Linked DNA regions of Homo sapiens: regions 2 and 3 are each linked to region 1. The links are chromatin contacts, found by Hi-C or POLR2A ChIA-PET in ENCODE. All regions are on one chromosome and are shown on one strand. Each heading gives the region's core, a stretch centred on a gene start or an enhancer-like site at or near the end of the contact. The rest is flanking DNA. Distances are from core to core; before and after follow the strand shown. Region 1 holds the start of STK4 (serine/threonine kinase 4). Region 2 overlaps WFDC3 (WAP four-disulfide core domain 3). Region 3 holds the start of PLTP (phospholipid transfer protein).

What was found. Hi-C counts contacts between places; a loop is a spot of excess contacts on that map. ChIA-PET counts read pairs that join two places held with the same protein, here RNA polymerase II (POLR2A). Pooled maps may share reads with other maps.
Region 2: a loop to region 1 is called in a map of IMR-90, with 4 times the contacts of the local background. The contact joins the enhancer-like site here to the promoter of STK4 in region 1. A Hi-C loop is called at or near these places in 2 of 168 maps with a recorded cell type or tissue (IMR-90 and ascending aorta) and 6 of 50 pooled maps. POLR2A ChIA-PET finds 5 or more read pairs at or near these places in 1 of 52 experiments (activated B cell).
Region 3: a loop to region 1 is called in a pooled map, with 5 times the contacts of the local background. The contact joins the promoter of PLTP here to the promoter of STK4 in region 1. A Hi-C loop is called at or near these places in 2 of 37 single-sample maps with no recorded cell type and 2 of 50 pooled maps. POLR2A ChIA-PET finds 5 or more read pairs at or near these places in 1 of 52 experiments (activated B cell).

Annotation. Positions count from the first base shown.
Region 1 is chr20:44,963,830-44,968,403 of GRCh38, forward strand. STK4 (serine/threonine kinase 4) reads left to right here and starts at 2,683. Exons shown (of 11, transcript NM_006282.5): 1 at 2,683-2,774. The coding sequence starts at 2,740. It overlaps STK4-DT (STK4 divergent transcript), which reads right to left and starts at 2,629. Exons shown (of 3, transcript NR_038341.1): 1 at 2,288-2,629; 2 at 1,733-1,856; 3 at 1-1,619. RefSeq lists silencers at 2,508-2,757, 4,438-4,567 and an enhancer at 3,898-3,977.
Region 2 is chr20:45,776,502-45,780,905 of GRCh38, forward strand. It overlaps WFDC3 (WAP four-disulfide core domain 3), which reads right to left. Exons shown (of 7, transcript NM_080614.2): 5 at 574-708. It also overlaps the pseudogene RNU6ATAC38P. Among named protein-coding and RNA genes, the nearest start is that of WFDC3, 13 kb to the right of the region's middle. RefSeq lists enhancers at 1,449-1,743, 3,439-3,939. Within about 2 kb of position 3,155, at least 23 of the 41 ENCODE cell types and tissues checked have a DNase peak (open chromatin) inside an H3K27ac peak, as active enhancers do; they include IMR-90 and ascending aorta, where a contact is called at or near this core.
Region 3 is chr20:45,910,905-45,915,270 of GRCh38, forward strand. It overlaps PLTP (phospholipid transfer protein), which reads right to left and starts at 1,251. Exons shown (of 16, transcript NM_006227.4): 1 at 1,175-1,251; 2 at 449-559; 3 at 248-347. The coding sequence starts at 548.

The DNA.
Region 1 (4,574 bases), core at 1,433-3,932:
CATATTGAAAGTGTACAATTCAATGCCTTTTAGTATATTCAGAGTTGTATAACCATTACTACAACCAATTTTAGAACATTTTCATCACCCCAAAATGAAATCTCACACCTTTTAATCATCCCCTCCAATTCACCTATGCTCCCTTCCACCAGGGCCTTAGACAACCACAAATCCACCACAGGATTTGCCTATTCTGAACATCTCCAAACCTGCCAAAGCTATGCCATTAAAAGGCACTACAGCAAAGAGCATCATGCAACTTGCATCACACTGGGGGCCTGGCACAGAAGTGGCGGTGGTGGCACCAGGCAGGGCCTGATCCACGGGGTCCAGGGTGACCATGTGGGTCATGCAAATGGCATTACACAAATATGCCATGCTTGGCTAAGTTTTTTGTAGAAAAGGGGTTTCACCATATTGCCCAGGCTGGTCTCGAACTCCTGTTCTGCCTTGGCCTCCAAAAGTGCTGGGATTACAGGTGCAAGCCATCATACCCAGTCCCTTGAATACTGTTATGCAATTGTTCCCCATTTTCTGCCAGGTGTTGGTTTGAGGATCTATTAGGATACTAAAATGTGAGTATACTCATGTACTATAGTTGACCCTGCAGAACCTATGGAAACGAAAAGTCAGCCCACCCTATACACAGGTTTCACATCCCATACTGTATTTTCCAACCATGTTTCATTGTGGATGTGGAACCCTCTGATAGAGAGGGCTGACTGTATTTATTGAAAACAAAACAAAACAAAACAAGGGTTGTATTGGTGGACCCATGCAGCTCAAACCCTTGTTGTTCCCAGGTCAACTGTATATCCAGAGCTTATAGGAAAATACCTCTCCCAGTAACCCTGCTCACCATTTCTCTCTTAAGCTATTATTATGATTAGCCACGGTTTGCTATTTAAATTTAAATTTAAATAAAAATGTGGCCTTTCAGTTATGCTAGCCACATTTAAAGTGCTCAATAGCCATATGTGGCTAATGGTTACTATTTCGGACAGCACATATTTAGAACATTCCCATCATTTCAGAAATTTTCATTGGGAACACTCTGCGGAAAAAGGGGGCCATCATAATGTGAGTCCATCTTCTGGAAAAATCCTGGGAAGGGGACAAAGGAGGTCTGTTTGGCATTGTGTAATGGTAATTTGGTATTTAATTTTCAAAAATGTTTACCCAATTCCTATTCATCAGCCAGGTGTGGTGGCTCTTGCCTGTAATCCCAGCACTCTGGGAGGCCGAGGTGGGAGGACTGCTGCAGCCCAGGAGTTTGAGACCAGCCTGGGTAATAATAGGGAGATCCTGTTTCTACAAAACACCAAAAACAAAACAACAACTTTGATGTTGTGGAGTCAGGACAGTCCTGGGTTAAAACCTTTGCTCTCCTTAGCTGTGTAAACCGTGGGTCTCAGCTTTCTTATCTGTTAACGGTAGGTACTTCTTCCTAGGGCTGTTTTGAGGATTAAGTGAAAGTCCAAGATTGTGTCTGGCACACAGTAGCTTCTCAGCAAATGTTTTCCTCCTATGTCAGGGAATGGCTCCTTTATCCCGTTTTGGGCCCATGGGTGGCCCTGAAGGGTGGGTGCTCAGGTGTTAAGTTCTGTAGATGGCATATCCTTGGGAAAAGCAAGGCAATTAAAAACAGTGAGAGGTTGCTCTGGTTAAGTTTTCTCCTATAACTTTCCCCATGGGTCAATTGGGTAGAATCTGCCATTTTCCTAATACTTACTGATGGTAGTGGCATTCGGAAGCACAATAGCTGAAGCCGGAGCTCTGAGTGGAGAGAAAGGTCTGTTTCTCAGGCCCAAAAAGAGGTTACACACCCATGGCTGTCCAGTTTGGTGGTGCAGGCCCTGAAATCAGACCAAACTGGATTTAAATCCCCAAACCTATACTCTAAGCTATGTGACCTTGGGCTAGATACTTCACCTCTCTGGCCTTATGAAGTAGGAATAATAATAATACCGTCTAGGTTGTTAGGAGTATTAAATGAGGTAAAGCACTGAAAACGTTTAGGGACTGTGTTAAATCATTAAATAAATAAAAACGGGGATGACCTTATCGGCTTGACACAGGGGATTAAATGAGATAATATATGAAGACAAGTACACGGCAAATGCTTAATTAATGTTGCTTATTTTTATGTCTGCAAACTGACTTAAAGGGGAGGCCTTTAAGAAAGACAGTGGGGCAATTTGCGCGTTGATGCATTGTAGGAGAAAATGTGCAGGGGGCCCGTTGGGACCAGAGTTCAACCAGGTAAGCGGCAGAAAACCACAAATACCTCCAGGCGTTCCTGGGGCAGCGCCGCCTCCCCAAAATCACGCAAAACTTGGTTTGCTAAGAATTGTCAGCTCTTCTAAAGGAGGCGCTTCACGCATCTCAGTCTGTGAAATGGGACCCAGGACCCAGGTAGAGGTGCGTTCTCGGCCTGGGGACCGAGTATTTTGTGCGCTCCGGTAACGCAGGAAGACAGCGCCACTGACACTCTAGAGACCAGCGGGCACCGCCTGGAGGCGCCTTCACCACTTGGCGGTTCCGGGTCCGCGCCCCACCGCGCCACAAGACTCACGCCCGAACCACGTGATCAGGGCCGTGGCTCCGCCCCGCTCCCGCGCCGCGCGCCGCTTCCGGTAGGGGCGGAAAGCGGAAGTGTGGGAGGGTCTGCGGGGCGGGCTCAGGAGGTCCGCGGGAGGATGGAGCAGTGAGCGGGTCTGGGCGGCTGCTGGCAGCGCCATGGAGACGGTACAGCTGAGGAACCCGCCGCGCCGGTGAGGGGCCACTGGCTAAGAGGACGGGCATGGGGTCAGGGGAAGAAAAGGCGGGAACTGGTTGAGGGGATACACCTGTGTGGGAGTCCCCGGAGCTAAGCGACCCAGCCGATGGGGCACCTGCTGAGTGAGGGGGGGGACGTCTGGTGGGTGAGGGTCCGGCTGAGGGGAGCATCTGCTAAGGAGGTTAGACTTGGGACCGGTTAGAGGGAGCACTCGCTGTGGTGAGACTGTGCTGAGGAACGTGGGGACAAGTTAGGGAGAGTACCTGCTGAGGCCGGGCCACTCGGGGGAACGCTATCCAAGCAGGGACTCACGGAGGTGGGGGCGAATGCTGAAGCAGGGTGAGAATCTGTGAGGGATCTCTTTAAGGGGGTGGATCGAGAACTGGCCAAGAGGAAGGCCGGGTGGACTTTCTAAGGGTCTGAAGTCCCACTTGAGGGGTGCGGTGGGGGGATCTGTGGAGGGGAAAAGCTTTGCGCCTAAGGCTGAAAGCATGCGAGGAAAGGTTGAGGGTCTAGCAAGGGAGGGGATGGTGGAGGGTAGCATTTCAGAGGATGCTGTTGGTGGTGTCCCCACTGTAGGATGGCATCTTTTATTACTGATGTTCAGTGTCTTCCTAATGGTCTTCACATCCTCCTCAGCTCTTCAGAACCTGACATTGGGAGGTAGGTAAGGAAATAAGAGGATATTTTCGAGATGGGGAGACTGAGGTCCAGAGTAGTTGGGAAGTGTTTCCTTCTTTACTCCGGGTCACTGAACCCTGCCAGTCTGTGCCCTTTTCAGGCCTCAGTTGTTTTGTGAATATCAGCACCAAATCCTAGTGGTACCTGGAATTGCTTTAGTTCAAGATCAGGATGGTGGCTGATCCTAGAAAATCTCAACTCCTGGATTTCCCTTGTGGACATCCCGGGTCTTTTGCCACTCTACCACATCTGGAGAAAAGTAGGGACTAGAGACCGAAGGAGTCATGCTTCTCTGAGGTTCAGTGTGGTTACTTCTATTTCACAGAGACGTCTGACTTCCTGCAGCAGAATGAGCTCTAAAGAAGGAAGTGTTCAGGGTGTGGAAGTGCAGGGCAACCAAGAGGTGAAGAGAAGGGATTGACTGCCTGGGCAGCACTCTTAGGGGTTGTTTGAGCTTGGGGATGTTTGAGGTGCACAAACATTGCAGAAGGCAAATAGGTGGTTGGGATGGGCTTTGGATTCACCCTAGCGTAGTGTGCTGAGACTGTAATAGTAATGATTATTACACTCATATTGCACTTACCGGGTGCCAGGCACTGTTCTAAGTGCTTTCCATGTGTCCTGCTGAAGCATATGAAATTGCTGATATTTGACCATTTTTGAACCATAAAAACCTCATTTGAACTCATTTGAACCTCACAACAATCCTGTGTGGTAGATATCCCTATATGTCTGTTTTACAGATGATAAAACTGAGATACAGAGGGTAGTGATTTGCTGGGAGAAGTCATAGCAAGTAAGAGACAGAGCTAGGATTTTAATGTCTATGGGGTCTGGTCCAAAGTCCATGTTCTTTTTTTTTTTTTGAGACGGAGTCTCACTCTGTCGCCCAGTCTGAAGTGCAGTGGCGCAATCTCGGCTCACTGCTACTTCCGCCTTCTGGGTTCAAGCGATTCTCCTGCCTCAGCCTCCTGTGTAACTGGGACCACAGGTGCGTGCCACCACGCCTGGCTAATTTTTTGTAGTTTTAGTAGAGACGGGGTTTCACCGTGTTAGCCAGGATGGTCTCTATCTCCTGACCTCGTGATCCGCCCACCTTGGCTTCTCAAAGTGG
Region 2 (4,404 bases), core at 1,905-4,404, 810 kb after region 1:
AGGCTGAGGCAGAAGAAACCCCAGAGGCAGAGGTTTCAGTGAGCCAAGATCACGCCACTACACTCTAGCCTGGGGTACAGACCAAGACTCTGTCTCAAAAAAAAAAAAAAAGAAAAAAAAGAAAAAAAAAAAAAATATATATATATATATATATATATATGTGTGTGTGTGTTTCCAACTAAGATTTCATTTGGGGCAGGGGAGAAGCTTTTTGTTAAAAATTAGATCTGAAAATCAGGATCTTGGGCAACTCCTTCATTTTACAGATAAAGAAATTTGGGCTCAAAAAGACGGGTTTGCTTACCTAAGGTCACAAAGCAAAACCTCAGCAGAATCAAGACCAAAAGCCACACTGTCTGTCTTCCAGCCCAAGTAGTTCCTACTGCCCCACAGTGCCTTCCCCCAGTTCTTTTAATGTCGACAGGGCCCCTCGGCCCTAGAAGAATGGGTTGCTTTGGGTTGGGGGACCAGAGGGACAGGAAGGATGAGAATCCTAGCTCCTCCCAGGAAGGGAAAGAGAAGCACTCTTCTCAGGAAACACTCAAGGATTTCTTCCCAAAAGAGCCAACATACCTCCCTCAATGTCTCCGAGGCAGGTGCGGCCACAGCCGGTGCTGCAGCATTTATGCCCCTGGGGACAGGATGCATCCCCATCACACAGCTCCTCACACGGAAGGGGGTCAGCGGGACATTCACCACCAAACTCTGCTACATAATCAAAGCATTGGAGCCCAGAGACGCTCACAATATGAAACACATTTTTCATTGTGTCCCATGTGTATGTTTATATATAGTTATATATTTATATACATATATAATGTAAATATTTATGTGTATCATGTATCTGCAATACATCTGATTTTTTTTAAGACAGGGTCTCACTGTGTTGCCCAGGCCAAAGTGCAGTGGCATAATCATAGCTCACTGCAGCCTCAAACTCCTGCATTCAAGGGATCCTCCCACCTCAGCCTCCTGAGTGGCTAGAACTACAGGCACATGCCATCATGCCTGGCTTATTTATTTATTTATTTTGTAGAGACAGGGTCTCACTGTATCACCCAGGCTAAAGTACAGTGGCACAATCATAGCTCATTGCAGCCTGAAACTCCTGTGCTCAAGGGATCCTCCCACCACAGCCTCCTGAGTACCTGGGACTAGAGGCACAAGCCACCAGGCCTGGGTAATTTTATTTATTTATTTTGTAGAGACAGAGTCTCACTATGTTCCCTAGGCTGATATCAAACTCCTGGCTCAAGTGATCCTCCCGCCTGAGCCTCCCAAAGTGCCAGGATTACAGGCGTGAGCCCCCCCACCCAGCCCACCCTGATATTTTATATTCTAGTTCTTATTTTTCCTAATTACTAAATTGCTTTCAGGACTCACAGTTTGAAAAACACTGTTCAGGTCTAACCCACTGTGGCCAACATTCTCCCTGAATTCTCCCTGTGGCAGACATTTACAATGGTGGCCTCCAGTGAACTTTACCTCCTGGGATTCAGGCCCTTTTGTAGTCCCCTTCCATACCTACTCTGGGTTTGACCATCTGACTTGCTTTGACCAATGGGACATTAGCAAATGTAATGTAAGCAGAGCCTTGATAAGCACTAGCATACTGGGGCTTGTCCACTCAGAATACTTCCTCTTGGAAACCAGCCGCCATGCTATAAAGCAGCTTGAACTACGCTATGGGATGATGAGATGCCCCATGGAGACAGAACCTAGAAGAGAGGTCATCCTGGACGTTGTGGCTCCAGTTGAGCTCCCTGCTAAGCTCCCAGATGAATGCAGCTAAATGAATGACCACAGCTACATCATGTGGGTATATGAACTGCCCAGCCAAGCTCAGGCAACCTACACAACTGTGAGAAAGAGTAACTATATTGCTTTAAGTCATGAAGTTTGGAGATGGTTTCTTATGCAGCAATAGATACTGGATACCAAGTTTATTCTGAGAGGCAACAGGTCCAGCTAAAATGATTTGTTTCCCCATACTCTCTTGCAACAAGGGGTGACCACAAACTAGGACATAAACTGGGAAACTTTTGTATTCCTGACACAGGGAATACCCCTTTCAAACTGCTCCCTCACTTCTTTCTTCTTCCAGTCCAAAGATAGACATTACACAGAGAGGCAGAGTAGCCTTCTTTCAATGAGGAGGCAACTCAGCATAACGAAATGGTCAAGAATTGCAAAGAGGTGTTGTATGAAAGGAGAGAAGGTTAGCACTCCCCTCGACAAGGATGGAAGAGGCCTTTGGGCCTGACAACATGCATATGGTTCAAGCATTGCCACCTACTTTGTGGCATCTAACCATCGTCTTTTAAAATAAATAAATAATAAAATGTAAATGTAAAAAAAAAAAAAGAATTGCAAAGGAGAAAGAGGGAAATAGTTTCATCCTTGTTAGCATCATGGAGCCACCATCCCAGCCTCAGGAATTCTTGTTATATGAGAAAAACAAACCCCTATATGATTAATTTTCTGTTGTGTGCAGCCAAACACATTTCCTATGAAAATAAACTCAGAGAAGAATCTTGCCCAGAACTACAGAGTGAGTCAGCAGCAAGGCAGGACAACACTCAGCCTCTTGATTTGCGGTAAAGTACTTTTTCTACTACACTATCCTTAAAACATGCAGGCAACTGGCCAGGGCCCCAGGCGCAGGCACACCCAAAGAAGGCCACATCCAAACCAAACCAATTCACCATGACTCATTCATCTTAGTGTTTATTTCAAGCTTCTTAAGTAAAGAGAAAGGTGACAGGCAATTAAAGATTTCGCAGAAAACCAAAGCAAGACTGGCCCAGTGCCTCTGAGTAGGAACAGGTAAGTATGATTGCATACAGCTGGCTCTGGGAAGTCTGCCATGATGGAAAAAGCAAGTATTGGAATCCAAGGAGAATACATGCAGCTAAACAACCCAGGCGTAGTAACCCTGTATCCTGAGATTTTCCTGAACAGCCCCTATTTCAAATATCCTGTGCTACTGTGAGATCACATCAAAACTATGTGTCCTGATTTTTGACTCAGAAAATGTGGTCACTGTAACCACCAAATGCATCTCCCTGCACCTCCCCACCTGCTTGACAAACACTGAAATCCATTTAACAAGGAACAAAAGCCTTCTATCTCACAGCTGAGAAGGCTGGGAGTAAAAATCTCCCTGGTGGAAAAACCCGGTGACATAAACATCTCATAAAATTATGCCATGTGCCCTAGAAACTGGGAGTGCCATACGTCCCAGATTTCACCATTTTGCTGAGCTTGACCTTGAGATGACCAATGCCAGGAGCTCTCTGCTACTCTCTGCCCTCGTCCTCAAGACCAGGCATGGAGCACTTACCTCTACCCTTTTCCAGGCCAGGCTTCCTGGAGGCCCAGAGGGTCACAGCACCTCGCTTTTGACCAGTGCCCAGCAATGCCACCCAGTCTGACACCCTGCCTTATATGAATCCCTGCCACGTGATCCCTTTCTCTCAGCTCTAACACCTGGAATTAATGGGGCCTCACTACCTCCAAGCCAGATTATGCTATCCTACTTAAGCTAGACAGCCTTTATACCTTTTTTTTTTTTTTTTTTTTTTTGAGACAGGGTCTCGCTTTGTCACCCAGGCTGGGGTGCAGTGCCGCAATGGTGGCTTACTGCAGCCTCAAACTCTTGAACTCCTGGGCTCAAGCAATCCTCCAACCTCAGCCTCCTGAGTAGCTGAACTATAGGCACACACTACCAGGCCCAGCTAATTATTTTTATTTTTTATAGAGACAGGGTCTCACTATGTTGACTAGGCTTGTTTTGACCTTCTGGCCTCAAGCAATCCTCCCGCCTCAGCCTCCCAAAGTGCTGACGTCACAGGCATGAGTTACCATGCCTGGCCCTTTGTACCTCTTTATACTGACCTGAAATCTGGCTGGGCCTTTTCCTATCCCCAGAGACCTTACAAAAACCTGGCGGATGCCATTCTTTCAGGCAGGATCCTCTGTCTTTCACGATCCTGGCTTTGCCATGCTAGGTAAGGTCAGTTCCTCATAAGACATGCTCCCTAATCACCTCACAATTAGCTTACCAGGAATCAGGAAGAGAAATAGGAACAGTAGCCAGAATGGGGATGACGGTTCCCCACCCTCTATCAGCACCCATCCCAAGACTCTAAGCTATCACCAAAAAAGGAGTGAAGCTGAAGCCCAGGAAATACTCACTCACAGTCTGTCCTGCTGCCTCAGCTCCAACCTGCCACTATGTCTGAGAGAAAGATGCCAGTTGTTGTTGGAAAAGTAAAATTTCAGCACTTCTTAACCCAAGAAGGGCCCTCTGAGCTAACAAACTTACTCCCCTTCTCTTGTAAATAGAGAGACAGACAACTAGAGAGAGGGATTGGCCTGAGGTCAATGGTAGCAGAACTGAGT
Region 3 (4,366 bases), core at 1-2,500, 950 kb after region 1:
CTGGTCCTGCTTCCTTCTTGGCCCCCTCTACATTTTCAAGGCCACGCCCATCTGCCTGGTCCCGCCTATGATGACTGGCTTGGCCTTTATCTTTTCGGCCCCATCCGGTTTCTTAAGTCTTGCCTCATCGATTTGGCCACGCCCCATCCCACTCAGCCTCCAGTCTCCCGAGACCCTGAGATTTCTCGGGCCCCGCCTCCACCGCCGAGGCCCCGCCCCGGATCGCGAGGCCCCGCCCCCCACTTACTCAGAGATGTTGTAGTAGAAGTGGCCTTCTTTGCCCCGCAGGTCCGGAATGGTGATAGTCTCCAGCTCTTGCTCCAGAAAGCGCAGCCCCTCCTGCTTCACTGAAGCAGCAGAGAAACCCTTACTTAGCTCCCGTGCCCACTGTTGGGGCGACCCCAACCCCGTCCGCTCCCGTCCGTCCCTGTCTGCCCCTGCGCCTTACCCAGCTCCAGCGCCTTGGAGGTGACGCGGATCTTGCAGCCTGGGAACTCTGCATGTGCGCCTGCCAGCAGCGCTAGGAAGAGGGCCCCGAAGAGGGCCATGGCGAGCGGGCCTGGGGGTGGGGTGGGGTCGCAGGAGTTATCTGAGCCGCTTAAACCCATTCCTTGGACGTCCAACCATAAGTGGGAACTAGCCTGGATCGTTACCCTCCAGATAACTCTTCGGGGAACTTGGAACCAATAATCTTGCCTCCATATGGCAGATGTGGAAACTGAGGCTCAGAGAGGCGATGCGACTTGCGTTCTGGCTCCCAGAGGATTTGGGACACGGGGGAGGGGACGTTCCCAGTTCCCTCGTGCTACCGCCGCGTGATGAGTTTGGACCTCCAGGGGACCAGCCCCCACACCCCCAACAACCTCCCCTTTCCTTTAGCGGTGGGCCCATGCAGGCTTGCACGTTGCCACGGCAACGACTGCACGCGCATTCTTGGAGGGTGGCTTGCGGTCTCCTAGGCCTCGCGCCCGGGGAGGAGAGGAGGTGGCCGACCAGACCGTGGGCTCCCGGGTCTCCCGGCTCCCTCAGGTCCTAAATCTCTCCCATTAGAGATTCTGCCTGGAGCCCCCATGTTAGCGTTCTCCTTCATCGGCTCTCCTCCCCACGCCGGCTTCAGTGCACCACGCGGCTCGGCGAGGGACTGGGAACGGGATAGGGACGCGCCCCAACTCACTCAGCGGTGGAGCTGGGGGGCGGCGCGGTCACGTGGGATGGCGGGCAGCTCAGGGGATCCGGGCGACGGGGTCTGGCGGGCAGGGTTGTTCCAGCCGCCTTTATAAAGCCGGCCTCCCCGACCCCTCCTCCTCTCTGCAGCTCTCCCCTCCTCCCTTGGGGGCTGGGAGGGGACGGGGCGGGACGCTGGCAGCCGGGAGAGTGGAAAAGGCTGCACAGAGCCCCGTGACAAGCCCGGCCGCTGTCTGGACAAGTGGGAGACCCAAGCCCAGGGAGAGGGAAGGAAATGCAGGAGCCGGCCCACTCAGCCCCAACAATCCCACTTTGCTGGGACCTTGGTTCAAATTACAATTATCCATGTCTTCCTGCATGATCTTGGGCAAGTCACTTCACTTGGGTCACTGACCCTCAGTTTCTTCCTTCAGCGAAATGTGCACGATGATAGGAACTACCTCTTGGGCCTTTATTACAACCAGGTCCAGGCACAAAGTCAAGGAATATTTTTTCTTTCCCTGCCACCCACAATCATCTCGGGACCTCCTTGCCTGGCTTTGCTATGGGCCCCCCTACCTGTCTCTGTGTCACCACCTGGGGACCTTAAGGTCCCAGAGACCTTTCCCACTTGGGAAAGCAAGACTAGACAAGTGCTGTCAGCCCAGGAACATACCACACCGGCTGAAATCAGAAGGAGGTCTGCCATTTATCGTGGCTGGTGGATTGTTTTTTCTATTTTTTTTATTTTTATTTTTTGAGACGGAGTCTCGCTCTGTCCCCCAGGCTGGAGTGCAGTGGCGCGATCTCGGCTCCCTGCAAGCCCCGCCTCCCGGGTTCACGCCATTCTCCTGCCTCAGCCTCCCCAGCAGCTGGGGCTACAGGCGCACGCTGCCACGCCCGGCTAATTTTTTTTGTATTTTTAGTAGAGACGGGGTTTCACCGTGTTAGCCAGGATGGTCTCGATCTCCTGACCTTGTGATCCGCCCGCCTCGGCCTCCCAAAGTGCTGGGATTAAAGGCATGAGCCACCGCGCCCGGTCCACTGGTGGATTTTTTAATGAACCCTTGGAGCAAGGTGCTCTGAACAGCATCCCCGCCCCCACCCCCACCCCCACCTCCATCTACTGCTTACAGGGTTCCCGGACCCTAGGACAGGGCACAGAGTGGGTGCTTGCCACCTTTTTGTTGCCAAATGGACGAAAGAAAGGGGAAGCAATAATCATGTCTGCTGAGCATGTATTTAGCACCAAACACTCATCTAGGAAGGATGACTAACTCATCCTGATTTGCCTAGGACTTTCCCCATTGTGTCTTTTTTTTCTGATATAATCCACAGATTCACAAAAATAGTTCCATTTCCTTTTTTATTTAATTAATTAATTAATTTTTTTGAGACACAGTCGTGCTCTGTCACCAGGCTGCAGTGCGGTGGTGTGATCTTGGCTCACTGCAACCTCTGCCTCCTGGGTTCAAGTGATTCTCCTGCCTCAGCCTCCCAAGTAGCTGGGACTACAGCCATGTGCCACCACACCTGGCTAATTTTTGTATTTTTAGTGGAGACAGGGTTTTGCCATTTTGGCCAGGCTGGTCTTGAACTCCTGCCCTCAAGTGATCCGCCTGCCTTAGCCTCCCAAAGTGCTGGGATTACAGGTGTGACCCACCATGCCCAGCCTATTTATTTATTTTTATTTATTTATTTAAGATGGAGTTTCTCTCTTGTTGCCCAGGCTGGAGTGCAATGGCGCAATCTCGGCTCACTGCAACCTCCGCCTACCAGGTTCAAGCAATTCTCCTACCTCAGCCTCCCAAGTAGCTGGGATTACAGGCACCCACCACTACGCTCAGCTAATTTTTTGTATTTTTAGTAGAGATATGGTTTCGCTATGTTGGCCAGGCTGGTTTCGAACGCCTGACCTCAGGCAATCCACCTGCCTTGGCCTCCCAAAGTGCTGGGATTACAGGCGTGAGCCACCGCGCCCGGCCGCCTATTTATATTTTTAGAGACAGGGTCTTGCTCTGTTGCCCAGGCTGGAGTGCAGTGGTACAATCACGGCTCACTGAAGCCTCCACCTCTTGGGCTCAAGCGATCTTCCCACCTCAGCCTCCTGAGTAGCTAGGACTACAGGCAGGTGGTACCATGTCATGTCCAGCTAAGTTTTGTATTTTTTGTAGAGACAGGTCTCACCATGTTGCCCAGGCTGATCTTGAACTCCTGGACCCAAGTGATCCTCTTGCCTTGGGCTCCCAAAGTGCTGGGATTACAGGCGTGAGCCACACATCCAGCCATCCCCATTTTGAAACCATTCCTGGGAACCCACTCAGTCCCTGGGAAACCTTACAACTGGTCATCCGAATTCTAGGTAATTTATTTAACCTTAACAACCTGTCAGACTGGCACTATTATGAACCCTCTTTAACAGGAAGTAGAGGTTGAAGCAATTCTGTGGCTGCTATTAGGGAATCCGTAGACTGTTCATGGAAGAGTGGAAGGTGGGCTTTATAGCCCGGTAGTTATGTACTTAGACTCTTGTGTCTGACAGACAAGAGTTTACACCCCAGGTTGTCAGTTCTTAGGTGTATGACATTGATCCCTTGCTTAAGCACTCAGATCTTCAATTTCCTCATCCTAAAATGGAAACAATAATTTAAGGTTATTGCAAGAATAAATGGGCCTGGTACATGACACATCATTAGTGCCAAATAAATGCTAGCTATCTTAATTAGGGGCACATACCACGAGCAAACAAAGCAGAAAAGGTGTAGAGGGAGAACAGAGAAAGTGTTAAGAGTATCCAGAGGAGGAAGTATCTGTGTTCCTTTGAACTCTAGTAACCTTCCTAGAGCCTGGCTCAAGCAGAAAACCTGGTGGATGTTAGTTTTCTTTCCTCTTATTTCCTTTCTTTTCTTTTTTTTTTTTTGTGGGGTGGAGTCTCGCTCTGTCACCCAGGCTGGAGTGCAGTGGCACGATCTCGGCTCACTGCAACCTCCACCTCCCAGGTTCAAGTGATTCTCTTGCCTCAGCCTCCCGAGTAGCTGGGACTAGAGGCGCCTGCCACCATGCCCAGCTAATTTTTGTATTTTTAGAGACAGGGTTTCACCGTGTTGGCCAGGTTGGTCTCGAACTTCTGACCTCAGGTGATCCGCCCGCCTTGGCCTCCCGAAGTGCTGGGATTACAGGCATGAGCCAGTGCACCTGGCCC